2 separate regions of the Mus musculus genome follow, and region 2 is linked to region 1. Evidence: chromatin loops called from intact Hi-C (ENCODE). Cell type or tissue: left cerebral cortex. All regions are shown on one strand. Each heading gives the region's core, and the rest is flanking DNA. Links, peaks and the distances in the headings are about the cores only.

The links. Hi-C counts contacts between places; a loop is a spot of excess contacts. Peaks named below come from ENCODE experiments on the same cell type or tissue, not always from the same donor. Only the 100,000 strongest peaks of a DNase experiment are listed, where the experiment ranks them.
Region 2: a loop joins it to region 1, with 4 times the contacts of the local background. A loop is called at or near these places in 2 of 42 quality-filtered maps.

The regions. Positions count from the first base shown.
Region 1 is chr17:93,454,449-93,465,266 of GRCm38, forward strand. No RefSeq gene overlaps it. Among named protein-coding and RNA genes, the nearest start is that of Gm25935, 210 kb to the left of the region's middle. In left cerebral cortex, for the core only: no CTCF peak of the experiment used is centred there; a DNase peak (open chromatin) is centred at 6,167.
Region 2 is chr17:93,193,915-93,204,732 of GRCm38, forward strand. Adcyap1 (adenylate cyclase activating polypeptide 1) reads left to right here and starts at 5,254. Exons shown (of 5, transcript NM_009625.3): 1 at 5,254-5,708; 2 at 6,099-6,206; 3 at 8,316-8,447; 4 at 8,871-8,969; 5 at 10,024-10,818. The coding sequence starts at 6,100. The coding sequence ends at 10,213. Gm32465 (a long non-coding RNA gene) reads right to left here and starts at 8,347. Exons shown (of 3, transcript XR_385916.4): 1 at 8,175-8,347; 2 at 1,153-1,278; 3 at 427-703. In left cerebral cortex, for the core only: a CTCF peak has its summit at 3,095; DNase peaks (open chromatin) are centred at 3,131, 4,191, 5,492, 5,978 and 4 more places; H3K4me3 peaks cover 3,873 bases; H3K27ac peaks cover 2,838 bases.

The sequences.
Region 1 (10,818 bases), core at 1,220-9,219:
TTCAGTTTCCAAATCCCTATTTTTAGGCATCTTGACTAAGTTGACCAGCGTTGACTCCTAAAATCTTCACCCATCTCAAGCTTCTGGGACATTCTAAAGATTTCCCTCCACCCCACTAGCAGCTGCAGATTTCCACTTATTCTCTTAGTTCTCTGGGTCTTCCTCCTGTCTCTCCACATACATGATCCTGCCCCCTCGTCCTACTCTCCTCTTCTTCCCCTCTCCTAATCAGTTCCTTCCCATCCTCTCACTCCTATGATTATTTTGTTCCCCCTTCTAAGGGTGATTCAAGCATCCTTTTGTCTAACTTCTTGTTTAACTTCTTTGAGTCTGTGGGGTGTATCATTGGTATTCTGTACTTTATGGGTAGTATCTACTTATCAATGAGTACACACTGAGCATGTCCTTTTGTTTCTGGGTGATCTCACACAGAATGATATTTTCTAGTTACATGTATTTGCCTGCAAAATTCATGATGACCTTATTTGTAATGGCTGAATAGTATTTCATTGTGTAAATGAACCACATTTTCTGTAACCATTCTTTGGTTGAGGGACATTTGGGTTGCTTCCAGTTTCTGCCTATTGTGAATAAAACTTCTATGAACATACAGGAGCACATGTTATTGTGGTATGATGGAACATCTTTTGGGTATATCACCAGTAATACTATAGCTGGCTCTTCTGGTAGAACTACTTTTTTTTTTTTTTTTTTGAGAAACTGCCAGATTGATTTCCAAAGTAGTTGTACAAATTTGCATCCCACCAGAATCGGAGGAGAATTCCTCTTTCTCCACAGATTTATCAGCATGTGTAGCCCCTTGAGATTTTGATCTAGGACATTCTGATTGGTGAAAGGTAGAATCTCTGATTCATTTTGATCTGCATTCCCCTATGACTAAGGCTGTTGAACATTTCTTTAAGCGTAGACCATTAGTGATTCTTCTGTTGAGAATTCTCTGTTTAGCTCTGTAGTCCATTTTTAAATTGAGTTATTGGGCTTGTTGGAGTCTAATTTATTGAGTACTTTTTGTATGTATTTTGGATAGTAGCCCTCTGTCAGATACAGGGTTAGTGAAGATCTTTTCTTAATCAATATGTTGTCATTTTGTACTATTGACAGTGTTCTTTGCCTTATAGGAGCTTTTTGCTTTCATGAGGTCCCATTTATCAATTGTCTGAGCCCTTAGTGTTCTGTTCAGGAAATTCCGTCTTGTACCAGTTGTTCACAGCTGTCTTTTTATTATTATTATTATTAGATATTTTCTTTATATACATTTCAAATTTCAAATACTATTCCATAAGTTCCCTATACCCTCCCCCCACCCTGCTCCCCTACCCACCCACACACACTTCTTGGCTCTGCCATTCCCCTGTACTGGGGCATATAAAGATTGCAATACCAAGGGTCCTGTCTTCCCAGTGATGGCCGACTAGGCCATCTTCTGCTACATAATGCAGCTAGAGACATGAGCTCTGGGGGTACTGCTTAGTTCATATTGTTGTTCCACCTGTAAGGTTGCAGACCCCTTTAGCTCCTTGGGTGCTTTCTTTAGCTTCTCCATTGGGGGCCCTGTGTTCCATCTTATAGATGACTGTGAGTATCCACTTCTGTATTTGCCAGGCACTGGCATAGCCTCATATGAGACAGGGCCCCTTCATCAAAATCTTGCTGGCATATGCAATAGTGTCTGGGTTTGGTGGCTGATTATGGGACAGATCCCCAGGTGCGGTAGTCTCTGGATAGTCCATCCTTTTGTCTTAGCTCCAAACTTTGTCTCTGTAACTCCTCTTCTATGCTTATGGATAGGTAGGATTAACATAGTGAAGGTGATCATTTTACCAAGAGCAATCTACAGATTCTATACAATCCCCATCAAAATCCCAACACATTTTTTACAGACCTTGAAAAAGCAATTCTCAATTTCATATGGAAAAAACAAAAAACACAGGATAAACAAAACAATCTTGAACAATAAACGAACATCTGGAGGAATCACTATGCCTGACTTCAAGGTGCACTGCTAGTGATAATAACTGCATGGTATTGGTACAGAAACAGACAGGTTGATCAGTGGACTCAAATCAAAGACCCAGAACTAAACCTATACACCCATGGACACAAAGAAGCCAAAGCCATACAATAGGAAAAAGAAAGCATCTTCAAAAACAGAGCTGGTCTAACTGGGTATCTGAATGTAGAAGAAAGCAAATAGATGCAAATTTATCATCCTGCACAAAACTCAAGTCCAAGTGAATCAAGGACGTCAATATAAAACCGGATACTCTAAACAATATCAAATTGTATTTTTTAATTCAACTTTTCATTTACTTTTTTCAGTATTTATTCTATTTTTATCAAGCATATTAATCACAATTATTCTCCCCCTATTCCAGTTTTGGGGATAGAACATAAGGTACGCAGAGGAACAGATTCTGTTATAAGAAAGGAAGACCTGTGGATAACAATAACCACTACCCAGAGTTTAGACTATGTATTACATTATATATAAAAATTATTATTGCTTGTTATCAGATCTTTAGGTATATGAATACACTTGTTTAGAAGATGAATACTGATGTATGAATTCATGGTGTTTTTTAATTCACTTTTAAATGGCTAATTAAAACAAAATGGCTCCTGAATAATAAGAGAAAAAGAAAGATAGAAATAAAGAAAACTGGATGTCAGTTTTTAATTTTAGGGAGCAAATACATAGATATAGTATTCTTTCAATACATTTGTGTCTTTATTTCTTTTTGTCTATCTGTCTTTCTTTATATTTGGATTTTGGAGACAACAGTTCCCCACCCCCACCCCACCCCCCCACCCCCAGCCATCTTGCAGCCCACTCTGAAGACCAGTTTCAAACTCAGAGATCTACCTATTTCTCCCTCCTGAATACTGAAATTAAAAGCATGTGTCACGATCATATGACTCAATATTCTCTTATTTTATAAAAACTGAAGCTTTATGGTAGGTGTTCAGGATAAAAATTTACAAATAAGACACAAAACTGTTGAGGGAAACTAATGAAAAGCAGAAATACATGAAAGAGAAAGAATAATTTAGAGTAAAAGAGAACAAATAGATATATGTGATTAACTATAGAATAAAAATACCAGAAATTCAAAGAATAAGGGCAAATCAGTATTAGGAAAAATAAGATTTGGACAGAAACTGGAAATATTACCCTCATTTGCAGATGTTAGCTTATTTTTCAAAGATCAAGGTTGATGTATAAATTTTTATAATAAAAGTTGCAACAACATAATAAGGTAAAGTCTGAAGAATTGAGTAAAACATAAGATCAGTAGATTTCTATTCACAAATTCTAATTATCAAATACCATTTTATTCACAGAACTTAGACATCAGAAACAGAGCAAAAGAATTTCAAAGATGTTAAGTTAAAAATTTCAAAATACAAAAACCTTGGTGATATGTTGTTTTTTTGGGGTGCATTACCTTTTCTTTAAAATAGCCCTTTTCTTCATTTACATTTCAAATGCTTTCCCGAAAGTCCCCTATACTCTCCCCCACCCTGCTCCCCAAACCACCCACTCCTGCTTCCAGGCCCAGGCATTCCCCTGTACTGTGGTATATAATGTTCTCAAGACCAAGAGCCTCTCCTTCCATTGATGGCCTACTAGGCCATCCTCTGCTACATATGCAAATAGAGAAACAAGCTCTGGGGTACTGGTTAGTTCATATTGTTGTTCCTCCTATAGGGTTGTGGAGAAAGAAGAACACTACATTGCTGGTAGGATTGCAAGCTGGTACAACCACTCTGGAAATCAGTCTGGTGGTTCTTTAGAAAATTGGACATAGTACTACCAGAAGATCCAGCAATACCTCTCCTGGACATATACCCAGAAGATGTTCCAACTTATAATAAGAACACATGTTCTACTATGTTCATAGCAGCCTTATTTATAATAGCCAGAAGCTGGAAAGAACCCAGATATCCCTCAACAGAGGAATGGATACTGAAAATATGATACATTTACACAATGGAGTACTACTCAGCTATTAAAAAGAATGAATTTATGAAATTCTTAGGCAAATGTTATTTTTAAAAATATATTTTATTCATTTTTTGAGAATGAATACATGTATTTTTTTCATAATATCCAATCATACCCTCTCAGTCAGTTCTTTTCGGGCATTTTCCTATGGTTACCTTTTCATTTCAAGTACTATTTTGAAAAATCCATTGAGTCTACTTAGTGCTGGCAGTACATGCATATGTAGGATCTGCTGAAACATGTGTAAGCTATCAGGAACTACACCCCCAAAGAAAGCTGACACATTGATTTCTTCTTTTTTAATGTTTCAAGATGTACAAAATATGAAGATGCCATTTCCCCAACTGGTTGTGCATTTAATCACTTCTGTGGTAAATTCTCAGTAGTAGTTTGCAGGCTTTGTTCAAGTAATTCTAAAATTTACAAAGAGTAAAAGTTGATGAAAAACAACGAAAATTCATACTAAAATAATAACACAAGGCAATATGTACCTTTGAAATATTTGTTTCTGGCATAGATACAGAAATAGAAAAACAGATGCATTAATTAGAAAAGTCATTAGCCTACATATTCACATGTGCATTCATAAAATTTGCTAGGTCACGTTTAAAGCTCAACACTAAAGCTGTAAAAAAATTAGAGAATGTCCATACGTGTAAATGAGGAAGTGTTTTTAAAGCCATAATACCCATTAAAAAAATAGATACATTGATGCTTACTTGCATTTATCTACAACACGAATACTTTAAGTTTAAAAATAAGACACCAACAGGAAAAAATCAGCATAAAAAATTCAACTAATTTTTTTCCCAGTTATTTCAAGATACTTTATTTTCACAATGGGTCACAACATAAGCTTCTGGCCCATTCTGCCAATGTACAAGCAACAAACGATTGCTCAGCAGCTGAGGGGCACACGTTAGTATCATGTCTGAAAAGTGAATAAAAAAATCAACTAATTTTAAATTGATATAAGAGTCACCAACAGGTGATGGTGGAGAGATAAAAATGAAGCATCCACACCAGAGGAGGATGCTCAAGTGGCCATTGACATATAGAATCACTTGACCAACTAGAAAACTTCAAATTACAAAGTAATGAGAAGCTTTTCTATGTGAGCTGGGTCCCTGTGACTCAAAGATCTGTTCAGAATGGAAACGTTCACAGAGTCCTTGCTAATGTAAAATCTCTCTTATACTTTGGAAAGTGTGTGTTGATGTAAGGTATAAGGATATTGAACACAGAATTGCATGTTAAGTGTAAAATACTGGAAGCTAATACAAATCTCTCAGGAAGGACAGGTAAGTATGGCATCATCACATAATGGAGCATTATGTAGTTCAATAATGTATATTAGTAAGGTTTTACTACTACATGATTTAACTACATATATATATGTATATATAGTATATACAGATATGCTTTGTAGTTGTATTGAATACTATTTTAAAATTTTCTTTAAATTCTTTAAGGAATATTCTTTCAGTTTGGAGAGAATTGGAACTTTCAGAGTAGAAATGAGAAAATGGCAATAATTCTTGATTCAGAACTGGCAAAATGGCTCAATGGTAAAGGCCCTTGCTGCCAAACCTAGTGACCTGAATTTGACTCCTTAGAGCCACCATGATTTAAAGAAAAACCCACTCTATCAAGTTATCTTCTAACCTCTACATCTTCTGTGGCACACATTCCTCAAATAAATAGATATAATAATAAAATAATAACTGTTATTGTTTTTTTATTTTTAAGGTACCTTAATTTGTTATTGATCTTTTGTATGGTAAATGTGGCTGATTCTCAAGAAATGCAAGCATGCTTGAAGGTAATTCAGAAAAGGCACTTGACCCTTGACCTAGAATTGGAGGTTTCAGGTTTGTTGGTGATTTTAAATTTTTTTCCTTTCTTTTTTATATTAGTTTTAAAAAAAGACAAAGAGATAAATAAAATTTTATTTTGCTTTGAGACTATTACATGTATAATTTAGATAGTAGCCAGCGTTATTTTCTCTGAGAAGCTAAATGAAGGCATAGAAGGAGGAAAGAGCCATCTGTTTAAAAGAATATCATTGTCAAGAGCACAGTTGTTTGAATCTCTTTTATGTGTACAAGATTCCAGCAGCAAAGGGCTATTCCTGGACTTCAGTGAGTCAGGTGAAGGCTGGTGGCTGCTGAGCCTAGAGATAGAACGAGACTGGGGTTGTTATAGAAATCTTTGCCATACATAAGGCCAAACCAGTCTTTACTAGCTCAGGAACATGTTGTGGAAGCTTTAAAGCACAGGAAGCTATACTTTATTACATGGGGATTTGTAAACTTAGGATTTGAACTGTGAAGTCATTATATCCCAAATTATTTCATCAGGAAAGAAATGATTGCATGTAGCATTCAGGGACACAGGGGTGTCTAATGAAGGAGGGAATCTCATCTACAGTTGAGAGTAACCGCTTGGTTGAATCCAGGCTGTGTGTGAGAAGATGTCCACACGTTTGAGTCTCTGACATTCAGTTTCCTGAGTACTCTTTCATTTCTTTGTCCTCAGCATCTGTGACTAATTTTGGAGAAAGTTGATCAACATTCAGCCTCATTCTTACTGGTGAACAATCTTAGATTTACATGGCCAGACTCAGTTTCCATAACTCAGGCAATCTATAAAAACATTATTTTTGGTTTTAATTTTAAAATTTTTTTATTTGATATTTTCTTCATTTACACTTCAAATACTATCCCAAAAGTCCCCTATACCCTCCTCCCACCCCGCTCCCCTACCCACTCACTCCTATTTCTTGGCCCTGTATAGACCAACCTTATTTTAAATGAATAATAATAAAAAAATTGAACAAATCTCCACTGAGTTCTTGGTAGGCTTCCAAATCATTTGGGATGCTGATATGAAGTAAGAAAACATGTTGAAACACATAATTTCATGTTATTTTTGATAAAATTTTAAAATTGCTCCATCAGTTTACAGAAGAAGCATTCAAGATTATATTGTTGTTGTTGTTGCTATTTATTGTGCAAGGTTATGAGTGTGGGCATGGCCATACCATATCATGCATATAGGAATCAGAGGATAATTTTCAGGAGTTGGTTCTCTCCTTCTATTTTGTTGATGAATGATTTGCTATATTTCTTCCATGCTTTATAATTTGTGTTCTCCAGTCCATGGCCTTTTGAATAATTCTTTTGTCTCTTCCATCTTGCTGTAGGAGTGCTGGAATTAGAGACAGGCATCAGGCACTAAAATATATTTGTGTGTGTTTGTGTGCACTCACATGTGTGCATGCACATTCATGTGCATATGACCCCATGAGCATCATGGTATGCAGGTGGATGTCAGTAGGTAACTCATGGGAATCTTTTTTTTTTTTTTTTTTTAATCTTTCCGCCATGTGTGTTCTGGTTATTGAACTCCAGTCCTCAGGGCGGGCAGTAAGCACATTAATGCCATATCCTAATGAAGCATGTTGCTGGCCCCATGTTTGACACTTTTGGTGTGAGTTCAATAATGGCACTCAGGGTTGTGTAGCAAATATTTTTACTTGTTGACCCATTTTCACTCAAGACATTTTAATCTGGTTAGTATACCAGTTTCCTGTTTTTTGCTGTAACAAATTACCATAAACTTAGAGCTTTCAAAAACACTCTGCTTTATATTTCTGTTGGCCAGAAGTTTGAGAGGCCTCACTGAACTAAAACCAGTCTGTAAGGCTTTGCTCCTTGAAGAGCTGGTGTGATGCAGAACGGAAGGGATGAGACCCATTTTCCTTTCTCTCCTCTGTTTTAGGAAGGACTTATGACCTCTTCTTCTGACTCCAACAGTGTCAGGTGTGTTGATTTTCTCATTCCACTCTGGCCAATTCTGATTCTGTTTCCTTTTAAGAACACTTGTGGTTGCACTGAGGCCATACGGATGATCTCAGATAATCCTCCAATTCTGCTATCACTTTGTTAGATAAGTCAATTTCTCCTGGACTGATCTACTTTTCCATGAAAGGTTGCATAGGTCTCATGATTAAGATGCTGGCATTTTTATTGGATGGGGAGACACTGTTTCATCTGACACAGATGAAAAAGCAATTGTTATTAAATCAATTGTAAGTGCTTTGGAGAGCTCTAGGTAACTCTAAAAGCTGAAAAAGAAAATTGTGGCCATCTCTTGCAATGGAGCAAACACTCAGATTTCAACTTTCTACATGGTTGCTTTCTTTTCTTTTCTTTTCTTTTCTTTTCTTTTCTTTTCTTTTCTTTTCTTTTCTCGTCTCGTCTCGTCTCGTCTCGTCTCGTCTCTTCTCTTCTCTTCTCTTCTCTTCTCTTCTCTTTTCTTTTCTTTTCTTTTCTTTTCTTTTCTTTTCTTTTCTTTTCTTTTCTTTTCTAGAATCTTGTTTAAAAGGAAAGTGGCCATCCATCTCTTAGGTGCACAGGCTGTAGATTGCTACCTTGACTAAAACTTAGACATGAATAGCATAAAAATTATAGTTTCATATTTTTTTCTGTAGGCTTGAGAATAAACCATTTTGTATTTAGAAGAAAAAAAGCTTTGTTGCATAGGGTTCATATCTTGTTTGAAACAGAACAATTTGGTCACACAACAACTAGAAAAAGTAATTAGGATAATATATTTTCAAGCAGAGGGAGGATTAAGAATATTGTTTAAAAATATTTGATAAAAATACTAACTTTAATCTTTCAGTAGAGAGTCAAATAAACCTTGAGGAAGCCATCAACATTTGTGTAATTATTCTCCACAAGACTTGAAGGTTTTATACAGCTTGGGAGCCTTGTGCTCTACTGGGTTGCTTAGCTATGGCTCTTGTCTTTTTGGATAGTAGAGACTTCAATAATTAAAGAGATAATTGGTCTAATGTGGGTTTAATCTTTATGTTTACTTCTGGCTTTCGCTTAATTGCAATAGATATAGTAGCTATTATGCTATTTTGTTTAGAAGATAATTGGGAAAACATTTTTGTCCTTTTGTTTAGCAAAATATTCTAAAATAAATGTTTCTCTCGGAGTTTTCCTCTTTGTATAGGCTCCTCAGTGATGAGATAGACAAATCAATAAATTCACAGTTGTATTTCAGGTGTAATTCATTATCTTTTGTCTTGTCTCTGATTCTTTATTTTATATATTTTCTACTTTTGTTCCAATTTCTTGAAACTGCTGAAACAGATATCATTGAAGACTGGAAGAAGTCTTTGATCTTGTACTTTCTTGTATTTAATTCTGTTCTAGGTAGCTGAAAAATTGAAAACAAACAGGGACACCATGACATGGCCTCCTCTACTACCCCTCCAGATCTGAAAAGGCCCCTGCACATGCTGATAGCTTGCAAATGCAACTGTCTAGGTTACATACAAAATGAACATAATAAGTTTTTATTTCCCTTGGTGATACACCAATAGCTACATTCAACTTCTAATAGCCTGCAATTCAGTAATAATAGCTTGGTTCAGTTTAGTTTATTGAAGACATAAAATTACTTGGCAGCCAGAGGCTGAAATGCGTGGTTCAAGAGAACAAGATTTCAGTGGGGACCACAGGACCTGTACATGGAGCGTGGGTATTCTCAGTGCTTAGCAACTATGATTTATTCATTTAGTGGGAAGCAGTGGCCCATCAACATGATTTATGCAATTACAGAGTGGGGAAATATCCACATACAGAAGGAGGTTTTTCAAAATTTGGTGCACATATTTTACCGTTTTAATAACTTTCCTTTTGGCAGAAAAATATTTCAACTTCTTGCTTTTCTCGGGAGAGAACTCTTCATTTTTATCCTTTAGGATATACAAGTAAATGAAATAAATAGAAAAAAACACCAAGTTTCTCTCTTCACTAACTGGCTCAGTAGCTTAAGCATTATTGATTTCCGCTGTGAAAATGAAGGATTTCCTGAATTCAGCTCACACATCTTAAAACAAGCAGTTCTACAGGGAATAACTTTATAAGAATGTATTTTTCTAGAAGCAAAATTGAGAAATATTATGGTTTGTCATATTAGACATGAGGGTCTATAATTGGGTTTTAGAAAGTTTAGACAATGTTGAAAAGGAAATGCATCATATTATCATTTAACTTTTATATTAGTGTCCCTTTGAAAATGGAACCAGGCTGTTATTAATGAGCTGAAATCACTAAATGTAGCTACTAGTATATCACAGTCTACTCTAGAGAACTTTGTGAGCCTTTATTATCATATGAGAAGTGGTTAATGGCCACCAGTACAATTCTGAGAAACTTTTCTGTATGAATCAAGATGAAAATCTCCCTTCTTTAACTATAATTTAGATAGAGACCACGTAGGCACTGATAGCATTATCTCTCAAATGGAAAATATCTCACATACTTTGAGGGTCTTCTGGATTCTCAGAGTTTTGTTTTCTCTTTCTTTTCACTATGTCATAGGCATGTTGTAAGGAACAAACAGAATAAACTGCATGAAGAAGAGTTGGTTCACTTAGGGGAACTTTGTGAGTCTTTGGTATTATCTGGGAATTGTGCTAGTGGCCACCAAGAAAGCTAAGTGCTTAAAGTGTTTCTTTATTGGTCATGGTGGAATTCCATAGAGATATTTTACCAGCTTCTGTTGCTAATGATGCCAGTTGTAGCTAGGGATGCATTATGAGATAGGGTGAGATATAGTACTTGGATGTAAGGCATCTGAGATGGGAGACATCCAATGTTGATGTTGTGTAATACTAAAGTTTTAAAACTTTAGTCATCTCAGCTGGATAAACACAAAGAAAGCCCATTGATACTGTCACAGGCTTGCTTTCACCCAGTACATTCAGA
Region 2 (10,818 bases), core at 1,114-9,113, 260 kb before region 1:
AAGATGCTTAAAAAGTCATAGAGCAAGATCCTGTTTTGATTTGTACACAAAAAACTTTGTACAAAGATTTGTCTTTAATGTTTTCAGAAGCTGTTTAGAAACTCATTTAGGATATTGAGTTTCCTGGATATTATTAAACCTTTTTACTCCTATATTTAAGCCTTATGTGAGCAGAGTATGGAGCTGAATTAAAAGGACTTTCTTCTTGATTTTAAAGAGCAGATTTTAGAAATCTCTGGAGAATTTGCCAGGAGCCACATAGTGAAGTCTGGGTTACAATTTTTGGTTTCCAGTAGATTTGTGCTCAGCTAATTTAGTCTTAGGAGAGATGTATATAGAATTGTTGAAATTATCTAACTCCTCAACACAAAGAATACTTCCTGGTTTTATTTCTTGTGTTATCTATTTTGTGTCTCAAAAATTGGCTTTTTTTTTTTTTTTTTTTTTTTTTTTTTTTTGCCATGTGAGCATGCAATTCGTTTCTTGGATTAGAGAGAAGTGCTTTACTCATGTGGTTTGGAAAGGCTTCCTTTCCTAGTTGTTTTCAGAGTGGGAGGCACTCCAGTCTGAAGGTCAGAGAAGTCATGACACATTATGGGCAAGCTCATCATCTCCTTACTTCACAATGATTTCAGAAGAGCATGATGCAGGCAGCAATGTAAGTCTTGGTCATGATGTTCGGTGGCAGAACATTTGGGTTTCCCTACAGGTGGAATCAGTAGGAAGTGAGTCATTAGTCATTGCATTTTTTGAAAAAGTAAGAAGAGAAAAAGTTTAGAGTGAAATTGAATACAGGCTTATAATTCACTTCTGTCATCCACAAGGGAGGATGATGTTCTGCATTAAGCTTGTTCACCAAAAAGGCTCACAAGAGCATGGTTCTTATGCTAAGTGCCAATTAGAAGAGAATAGAAAGAAAACACGTGGTTCTTGAAGTCTTTATTGGATATTATTTACGTTATGAATGTGTAAAGATGCATTGTGCAAACACATCTTTTTTTGTATGACTAAAGATTCTGATGGAGAAGTGCATAGAGACAGTGGTGGTAATGGGCAATGTGGAGAGCTAAGTAGTTAAGGAATGGGAAAAGGACACAGGAAATAATGAGTGCTCTTAATGGGTCAGGAGGAAAGGAATAGAAATCGCCTTACCTGAGAAACTGAGCTCCACTTCACTGGTCTGCACAAGAGCAGATAGTTTAATTTGCCATGGGTTTGCTGGATCCAGATTCCCATTCAACAAATTTCCCAAGTGGAGATGATTTCAAGAGTTGGAATCTGAGTGACAGACAAGACCCTTCAAATGCCGTTGTGTTTAGTAATGGGAAACCCTTTGCAAAGTCAAACTCTGACTAGGAGTTGTATTTCAAAAGACCAAAATCTGTCTCAATACAAAAATCTACTTCTTTGAAGGTAAAAAATTCTTTGAATTGAGTGATTCAGTGTTCAAGACTCCCACATCAGAAATGCAGATGTGTGGGGAGAAACAATTCAGGGGTGCATTAATTTGATTTTTAGCTTGTTCAATGTTTTGGATTAAAACTTGTTTTCAGATCTAAAGGACTAACAGGACAAACAGGAGCTAACACATTAGGAATTTGAAATTAAGGGCCTTTCCTTGTTTCCAATAAACATGTCTGAAGAGTGTTTTTCAGGTAAGTCAGTCATGGCTTAGCCTCAGATACCTTTAGTTGTTGCCTGTTGGAGAACAGTGGTGAGAGCTTGCATTCCAAGATGTTGTGGGTATTCATATTTTCTATAATAATATGATTCTAGCTAATATAGCATTCCTAGATTTCATAATCTGGAGAAAAGTTGACAGCTTGGGAAGTCTAACAAATCATGAGGATGAAGAGAAAGGAGTATGGGTGTTGGACAGAAGGCTTTCCATTCTTCTGTACTATCAAAATAGAAAAATCACAAGGCTTTTCCCTCCACATACTCCACATACTCCTCCTTTTCTCTTCTCCCTAGTCTTCCCAGGAACAGCTGTTTAGTTGAGGGTCTCTTGTATTTGTGCCCAGGCTCCTTCCTGCGTCTTAGTCCAAGTTGCCACATGCATTCCTAAATTAGCAAATGTATGTGGCTGGCTTTGGTCTCCTATCCAGTCTTTGCTGGCATACTAGTTTCTGTGGACAGTATTGGGTGAGAAGCTTTCTTGCCTGCTTTTTGCCTGATGGTTGCTTACTGCACATAGGTTCAAAACTGCAAACTCAAAAGCCTCCGAGATACAGCAGCTTTAAGATTGCACTGAAGCATCCCTGAAATTAACGGCAAATATTCTCTCTTGTGAGGAGTAATTAGGAAGCCAGCGTTGGTCTTTGAACCAAAGCAGAAAGGGCTCAGTGAATGGCTTTGACCAAGTAGGATGCAGTTCCAAACCCACACAGCTCTCAAGACCTCAACACACATAGGTTTCTAATTTTTCTTTTCCACAACCTTCCTCAATTTCCAACGACCAAGGGTTCAGCCTTCTTTCCTCCCCTCAATATTTTTGATTAGGGGCTCAGTCCAGAACTGAGTCCAGAACTGCTTCCCTGATCTCCAGACACCAAGCACACCTAATTAAAGATTGCCATTGGCCATGAAAATATCTGTGAAACGAGCCTGTATGGGATCAAGGATTTTTAGTCCTCTAGGCAGGGCTAGGTGGACTTCAGAAAGTGCCAAGAAAGACAAGGTCTCTGGAGTTTACTCACCAATAATCTCAAATTCTCTACTGAGTTTTTCACTCTACTGAATGGGATTGACTTCAAGTTGTATGATTTTGGGGTACCCAGGCCCAGGGAGTAAGAGTGTCAACAACCCAGATACTCCATTGAACTGGACGCAAGCTAGTGCTTTTGAAGGCTTGCTTACTTTTCTTTCTTCCTTCCTTTCTTTCTTCCTTCCTTTCTTTCTTTCTTTCTTTCTGTCTGTCTGTCTGTCTGTCTGTCTTTCTTTCTTTCTTTCTTTCTTTCTTTCTTTCTTTCTTTCTTTCTTTCTTTCTTTCGTGTTCACCACAACTCCTAGCTACATTTATTTCTTGCTTATTTTTCTTGCTTGTGGGTTTTGCCTTTAACAGACCTTGAAGTCAACCAAACTCCCCACATGGTGGCTCTCTTGACTAAAAAGTTGGGCATTGAATTGTAAATTTTAAATGCGTAGTCCTGGAGATTTTTAAATGTCTTTCCAGATGGAACTCATTTCAGAATTCAAGTGGGAGGCAAAAGTGGGAATTTTAATGGAGTTCACCTTTGACTCAAAAGTCAGGAGAACCACTGTAGGCAATAGTTTTGGACAAGTTTGTTATGAAAAGCAGTCCTGCTGGATTATCTTTCCTGTTCACTGCAAGCTCTTTGTGTGAGGGCCAGGAAAGGTGGACGCTGAATATGTAGTTCAGGGATGTAGTCACCCCAACCTAAGATAGCAGACAGATATAATATAACACAAAGAGAAACATCCCCTGTGTAGAAGTAGTTTGTTGATAGTATTCAATCTAAAGCTAGGAGGAAACTAAGAGGAGACAGGCAGCTTTGGATCATTCAAAGTCAGGAAATAAGGAAAATTTTTGATAATTGGGGAAAGTATTAAACCTCAAACAAAGGTGATAATAGCATTAAAAGTGAGAAATACTGTGGCTTGGAAAAAGTACTCAGGACTAACAGCTTATTTAAACTTATTTAAACCCAAATCACAGTATAGGCAGCAGCACTCGTACTTAATTCTCTCTCTCTCTCTCTCTCTCTCTCTCTCTCTCTCTCTCTCTCTCTCTCTCTCTCACTGTGTGTGTGTGTGAGAGAGAGAGAGAGAGAGAGAGAGAGCTTCAGATAGTAAAAATGCACACTAACTGTTATTGATGCTTCTATTTTCCCTTGAAAAGAAAGGCTCTCGAGATTTCCTAGTGGACCAGAAATTTCTGAATCTTCTGAAATTACTCAGGTGCTTAGAAGGTCCCCAGTGAATGTGATCTTTTCTCATTGCTTTCTTCTTTTCATTTTATTTTTAGTTAAAAATATTAACTATCCCCCAGGGAAGGGTTCCTGGTAGCAACCTTTATCAAGACAACTTGTGCAGGGAATCCTCCTGCATTCCGAGTCTATATTTCCCTAAACAGAATTCAACATGTAAGAGAAATTCAAGAGACACACGTCACACCCTCACAATCTTAAATTTTCAATTATTGCAGAAAACACAGTGACATGGTTTCAATTTTTAAAACTAGTAAGAGCCACGGAGAGTGTGAAAGTGTGTAGACAGGAAAGGTAAAGATCCATCTGAATACTAGGACTAACTCAGAAGAAAAAGCTTTGCACTGAGGCAGGGATTAAGCAGGTTCTGAGCACTGGGACATTCGTGGACACAGAATCCAAGGGAAGATTAATATGAACAGCGGGGTGATTTAGACAATGAACTCCCACAGTAAGAGCACCACTGCCAAAGCTTCAAATTTAGAGGCTGTGGTGAAAATTAAACCAGTGGCAAATTTCAACATTTGCAGCATCTGCGCCCAAATAGTTCAGCACCAAGAGCCTGGACAGCACCACAGGCTCTCATCCTAGTCTCATCCATCAATCTATTCAGAGACAGACTGTCAACCCAGCCAGACTCATTAGATATTTACTGAAAATCCTTATAATTCTTTCCTTTAAAACACAAAACGACTTCCATGTTTAGTAGCCTATTTGAAAAAGCATATGCAAGGAATTGAGAGATCAAAATTAAAATTATTAATAGGAGATCTTGATGGTGCTTAAATCTAGAGATCAGAGTTGTCATTGGTGGGGGTTGAGTGAAAATTAAGAAAAATTAGGGACTCAATAAAAACATGACTTCACCATTCTCTAAATTCTACGAGTTCTTTACTTGTCTTTGAGAAATCAGTGAAATCGAAAACCATCAAAATAATTGGACTTCTTAAAAATTGGATTGTGTGAGTGAAAGGTGTTTATCAGAAGCGGATGACTCCGGATCTTATCATCCTGGAGGACTGCACAGAATAGTTAATATGTTCCTTGAGGGACTAGGATGCTGACGTCTTTTACTGATACCGGATCATTACGTGACTGGGGGAGAAAAAAAAGGAAGTCATATCATGAATAAAAATCGGAGTGCAACAGTGCAACCAAAATATTCTGTACTTGAAGGCAGAAAGATGTTGACAAAGAGGTGTCTCCTGAAACCACGTTCGGACAGCTTATTTTGTTAACTGCATATATAAAAACGAGCAGAAGGCCAGTCACCTCTGTCAGCAGCAGAAGCAGCAGCATCTTCAGACGCAGCCTGAGACCTCAGAGCAGAGAAGGTGCCTCCGACTCCCGACTTCCGCAAGCTGCCAGATAGTCTCCCACAGAGGCCATCTTCCCTCTCCCCCCCCCCCCCACTGACTTTTCCTCTTTTCTTACCCATTAGCTTCTTCTCCCGGTGGACTTAAGTCCACTCTGCTCCCCCTCCCTTTGGCTGCTCGCCTACTCTCTCTTCTACATCTCTCTCCTCGCCCACTTCCTTCGGTGTCACGCTCCCTCCTAGTTTTGTGCGTCTACAAAGTTTTGAGCGGAATTTTAGCCTCGGCAAACAAGTCTCCCCAGCTCCTTCAGCTAATTCCCGCGGCTTCTCTCCAGACACCAGCTCCAGACAGTGACTGATGCTTCTCGGGTTGTGATTCCAGCGCAGAAACTCGAAGGAGCCTTTGCCCGCTGTCCTACTTAGTCAACCCTTTCCTAGACACCGTAAGAGTCTAATAATAAGGGGTTTGTGTGTGTGTGTGTGTGTGTGTGTGTGTGTGTGTGTGTGTGTGTGTGTGTGTTGGGATTCTTAGCATACTAACCGATTGATTGACTACAGGCTCCCTCCTTGTGCTGCCAGCAGCATCAGTGTATTAGTTAGCCTTCTTTAGTTCAAGGTCTGGCTAGTTACTGGGTGCTGGGCACACACAAAGCTATTTTTTCGAACTATACCAAGAGAGAAGTAGTTGGACGCCCCAGCGTGGCTAACTGGTGTTTAACACAGGGAGTCACAGTTTCACTGGCTCCCCAGCTCCCAAGAGTTTCTTCGGGTTAGAAGGTAGAAAGCCAGGAGCGATTTCACTCACTGCATACCCTCTTTCCTCTCCTGCGCAGAATGACCATGTGTAGCGGAGCAAGGCTGGCCCTGCTGGTGTATGGGATAATAATGCATAGCAGTGTCTCCTGTTCACCTGCCGCCGGACTCAGCTTCCCTGGGATCAGGTAAGTGCTTCCCTAATATAAGTTAGGTTTTCCCTTAGCCAGACACCCACTTTGGTCACCTCCCTGCAGATCTGGATGTCAGGCTCCTAAACATCGCTTCCTGAGCACCTAGGCATTTCTACAGCCTTTGGTTAGGTGGACCCCTTTGGGTCCCTAGCTAAGCCTGAGGATCAGACAGGCTCTAGTACAGCCACAGACTCCCTCCTTACTCACCAGTGGAGCCCAGGGACTCAGGTAAAGAGAGTGAGTTTCCTATCTTTGTAGAAATCTTCCCTGTGAAGGTGGCAGGGTGCGCCCCCCTTCCGGCTTAGCTTTTCTTTCTTTCTTTCTTTTTTTCTTTTTCTACCTATTCTTTGAGTAAGTTGGCAAACTTCAGTTCCCAGATCAAAGCCCGGGGCGGGGGTGAGAGTGATGCTCTCCCCACTTTGCTTTGTTACTGCCTAGTCTGGACTATTGGGGCGGGGTCTCTCGCTCCTATGTCCTTCCTGTTGTCTCGTTCGAATTCTTTCCCACTGGAAGAGCTTTCTTTAAATTATGCCCTGTTTCAACTGGAGTTGGAGCCCTAGAATTCCTTGGGGTGGGGGTGTTGCCGACACACGGTTAAGGAAAAGCTATTTGAGAGACGGAATAACGCAAGAAAGAGAAAGCAATGGAGGGAGAAGAAACGGATGCGAGGGAGGGAGAGAATGCCAGCAGGCAGGAGGGGTTGGGAGGACAGCCTAGCTCAACTGGGGATGCAGAAAACCTGGCTTTTGTCTTGGCTTCTGATTCTAATAGTGAAACGCTGCCCAGGTTCCCTGTCGCAGCTCCAGAAACCCTCACACGTATTCGGGACAGTAGAAATGCGTGGGGCCGAGTGGCGTGTGTGCCGGGTGGCACTCAGGGCAGCCAGGAGAGCGCGGCGTTGAGCTGACTCTTGGAGCCCCGCCCAAGACCTCTGCCTTAGGGGTATCTGACCATTGATGTTTTGGCAGACAGAAATCCTAGTTTCTGTAACAGGATTCCAGCATGTGGTCGCAGGGCAAAGCAGGGGTGGCCAGAAAGTCTGGGACCTGGGTTGGGGTATCCCTGGGGGGGGGGGCTGGTTATGTCGGTGCGGAGGAGTTTCTCTGGCCTCTCCTGGGAGGGCCAAAAGGCAAGCAAGAGCCCGCCCCAAGAACGATTGAATCCTGACTAGTGAAGGTTATTTGTCCGGATTGCATTCTGAGTACTCCTGGAGCCCAAAGCCACCCGACTTTGCATTTTCGTCCTCTTTTGCCTGTCTTTTGTCCCACAAAGATGCGATATGTGAGGAGATGGTGAGGTCATTGGACACCTACGGAATGTCAGTCCAAGTCCACCCCTTTCCTTGCTCTTTGAGGTTGAGATGATACCCAGCCTCCCCGCCATTGCTAACAGATAGCAGGAACTCTTTGTTTAATTGACTCGAAAGCTCTTCTTTCACCTCCAGCTATTCTCAAAGTTCCGTGTGCCTAGCACTTTTCCTGGGTGATAGGCTCTGGAGTGCTCTGCCACACCACAGTATGAACCAAACTAGCTAAGTTTAGGGACATCTATTATTCATGTTCCTAGCAGATTCTCTTCAGCCTAAAATAGATGCTGGAGGTTCTCCGTGACCTACATCTGCGCAGGGAAGGGCTCCCCTGGGCTCAGCGGATCGGATGGGGGTGGCTGCTGATGAAGTTGTCCTCCTGCATCCAACCTATCCACTCATTCCTTCTATTCTTCCCTGGGTCTCCCCGTCTCCGAATCATATCATTTCTTAGGATCTGTCTCATGAGAGCTACATGCTACTTAGGGGAGCCTGGGGCAGGTGAGGGAGAAAGCGGGTGTTTTCCTTGGCAGGTGTTGGGGTCTACACGGTTGTCCAGTGGCCCTGGCGGAGATAGTTGTTTCTCCTGAGGAGGTGTGAGCGAATTTCCCTGCGGTACTTCCAGTAGGAACTGCTGCTGGGTGTAGTTCCCTTACCTTGTTCCCGGGACCATTCTGGAAGTAAGGGCAATTCTCCATGGGAGACCATAACGAAGAAGGAAAATCAACTGGACTTTCTTAGAACTTGGCAGAACTAGGAAGTGACTTTTAATGACCCTCCTTTTGGCTGTCCCGCAGACCAGAAGACGAGGCTTACGACCAGGACGGAAACCCGCTGCAAGACTTCTATGACTGGGACCCTCCCGGCGTGGGGAGCCCCGCCTCCGCGCTGCGTGACGCTTACGCCCTTTACTATCCAGCGGACAGGAGGTACAACCCGCCCGGCTTCCGCCTGTGGCTTGGGCCTAACCTGGCAGAAGGGACCGGGTAGGGGCTCTAAAAGTAGGGCTTTTTCTGTTAAAAGAAGGGTCTTTAAGCCTCCCTTCCCATGAGAGCTACAGAAAATTAGCAGTCAGATCCCTGTGGAGCCCAAGCCCCACCACGGGACTGAAAGCTCTGAGGCCAGGGAGGTGTCAGTGAGTGTGCGACTCTGTAGGTGGGGAGCTTTTGGGCCACACTAAATACCACCTTCGATTCACCCCTGGGGAACTTCCCTAAGTTACTCCCAGGTCCCGTGTCACTAGTGGCTGTTGGGTCATCCTTCTGACAGACCCAACAGTGTGAGCCTTAGCTATCATTTGAAGGGCTTGAGGCAGTGAGTGACCCACGTCGCATTCTTTGTTTCCCCATTAGAGATGTCGCCCACGAAATCCTTAACGAAGCCTATCGAAAAGTCTTGGACCAGCTGTCCGCCAGGAAGTACCTGCAGTCGGTCGTGGCCAGGGGCGCGGGGTAAGAGTTTGTGAAAGAGTTAACCTTCGAATGATGCACACGCCTTGGTGGGTGCCCGTGTAGAATCCGGATGGGGAGAGCTGGGGCAGCTTTTACGTTTGTGCGCGCCCAAGCGCCTGAGGGTGTGTCTGCGTCCTGGCAAGGAGGTGGATACTACAAGCCTTGGGCGGAGTTCTCAAAACTGGGCGTTTAAATTTGTCCTAAGAGCCAGAGAGAAGGTAAAAGGGAAAGAGGGTAGGAAAATTGGGGGTTGGACTCTTGTTCAATGAGAACAAAGTCAAATCAAATAACCTCCTTTCCAGGTTCGTGGGAGGGTTTGTCATAATTGAGGGGAGGAGCACTAGGTTTACTATAAAGGCAAACCGAAGGAACAAAGTCCCCAAATTTGTATACTTAAAAACATATATGTACTATATGGCCAGACGAGCCCAGCGCTAAGGTCTTGCGTGAAGTCTGTGTCAGCAGAAGGCAACATTTTAATAAAGCCCAAGGGGAAGCTGATTACATTTTAACCATGAATAATTCATGCGGTGAAAAATATTGCCTGCAGCCTGTCGCCTTATATCACTATCACGTTTTTTCAACTTACATGCGCAAAGAGAGAAACGTGCCCACGTTTGCCTAGATTTGAGTAATCAATGATCTGATAGAAGCCCACCGGCCTTTAGGGACCCTTGTATGTCGGGTAGTGCAAAGGCAAAAGTCCGGACAATTTAGCTAGAGTCATGTATAGTGTAATCTTGAAAAGCAATGTTTAGAGAAAAGCTTGAAGAGCACGTATTCTATGAACGCCTGGAGTGCTTCAGAAAGATCTAGAAAAATATGAAAGAGCTAGTGCCAGAAAACTGGGAGTGGAAAAGAGGGACTCTGGGGTCTCAGTCACAGTATTCCCGCCAGCGGGTGAGGAGCAAAGGAGGGCTGGCTGCCCAGTGCAGTTAGGAATCCTGCCTGCTCCCAGCGGGCTCCCACATGGGGGGTGGGGCCCCCTTGTTTTCCCTCAGCGACTCAATGTGTCTCCCGCCCCGCCCCCACTCTCCGCCCCCTCTCCTTGCAGGGAGAACCTAGGCGGCAGCGCGGTGGACGACCCGGCGCCCCTTACCAAACGCCACTCGGACGGCATCTTCACAGATAGCTACAGCCGCTACCGAAAACAAATGGCTGTCAAGAAATACTTGGCGGCCGTGCTAGGGAAAAGGTATAAACAGAGGGTTAAAAACAAAGGACGCCGAATAGCATACTTGTAGCAGATCAGCTGCCGGCTACCTTGTGTATAAAATGAAAAGTCGTTTTCCAAATTGACTGACCAGTCATCACTCGTGTTCTTTCCAAACATGTATTTATGTATCAAGTAAAGCCATTAAATGACTATTTTGATAATAATATTGTTTTTCTTTTTATGAAGCACTAGAGAATGCACAGATATACTTTGTGGACCAATTATTGATATATATTATAAGTATATATATTAAGAATATATATAAGTATAACAGAGAGCAATTAAGATGGGTGCACAAGGATTGAAAATTCGCCTGAGCTGTTTATGTTTTTATATAAAGTAAATAGAGAAAATAGACAACCATTGTTTTGAATATTACTCCTATTTTTGTAAACTGGAATTAAAGGATAGTATTTTTATCCACAACCGTCTTGAAGATACCAATAATGGCCATTTGTACAAAAAACAATGATGCCCTGCTCCAGGGGAATTCTGAGGTAATGACTTGGGGAATTGCTGAAGGGCTTTCTTTCCCTCTGAGTCTGGGGCAGGCTGCTTGAACCCCAGCCTAACTAACTCAAGTGGGCATTGTCCCACTGGTTGCAGGGGCAATTCCAACAATTTCAGTTTCTT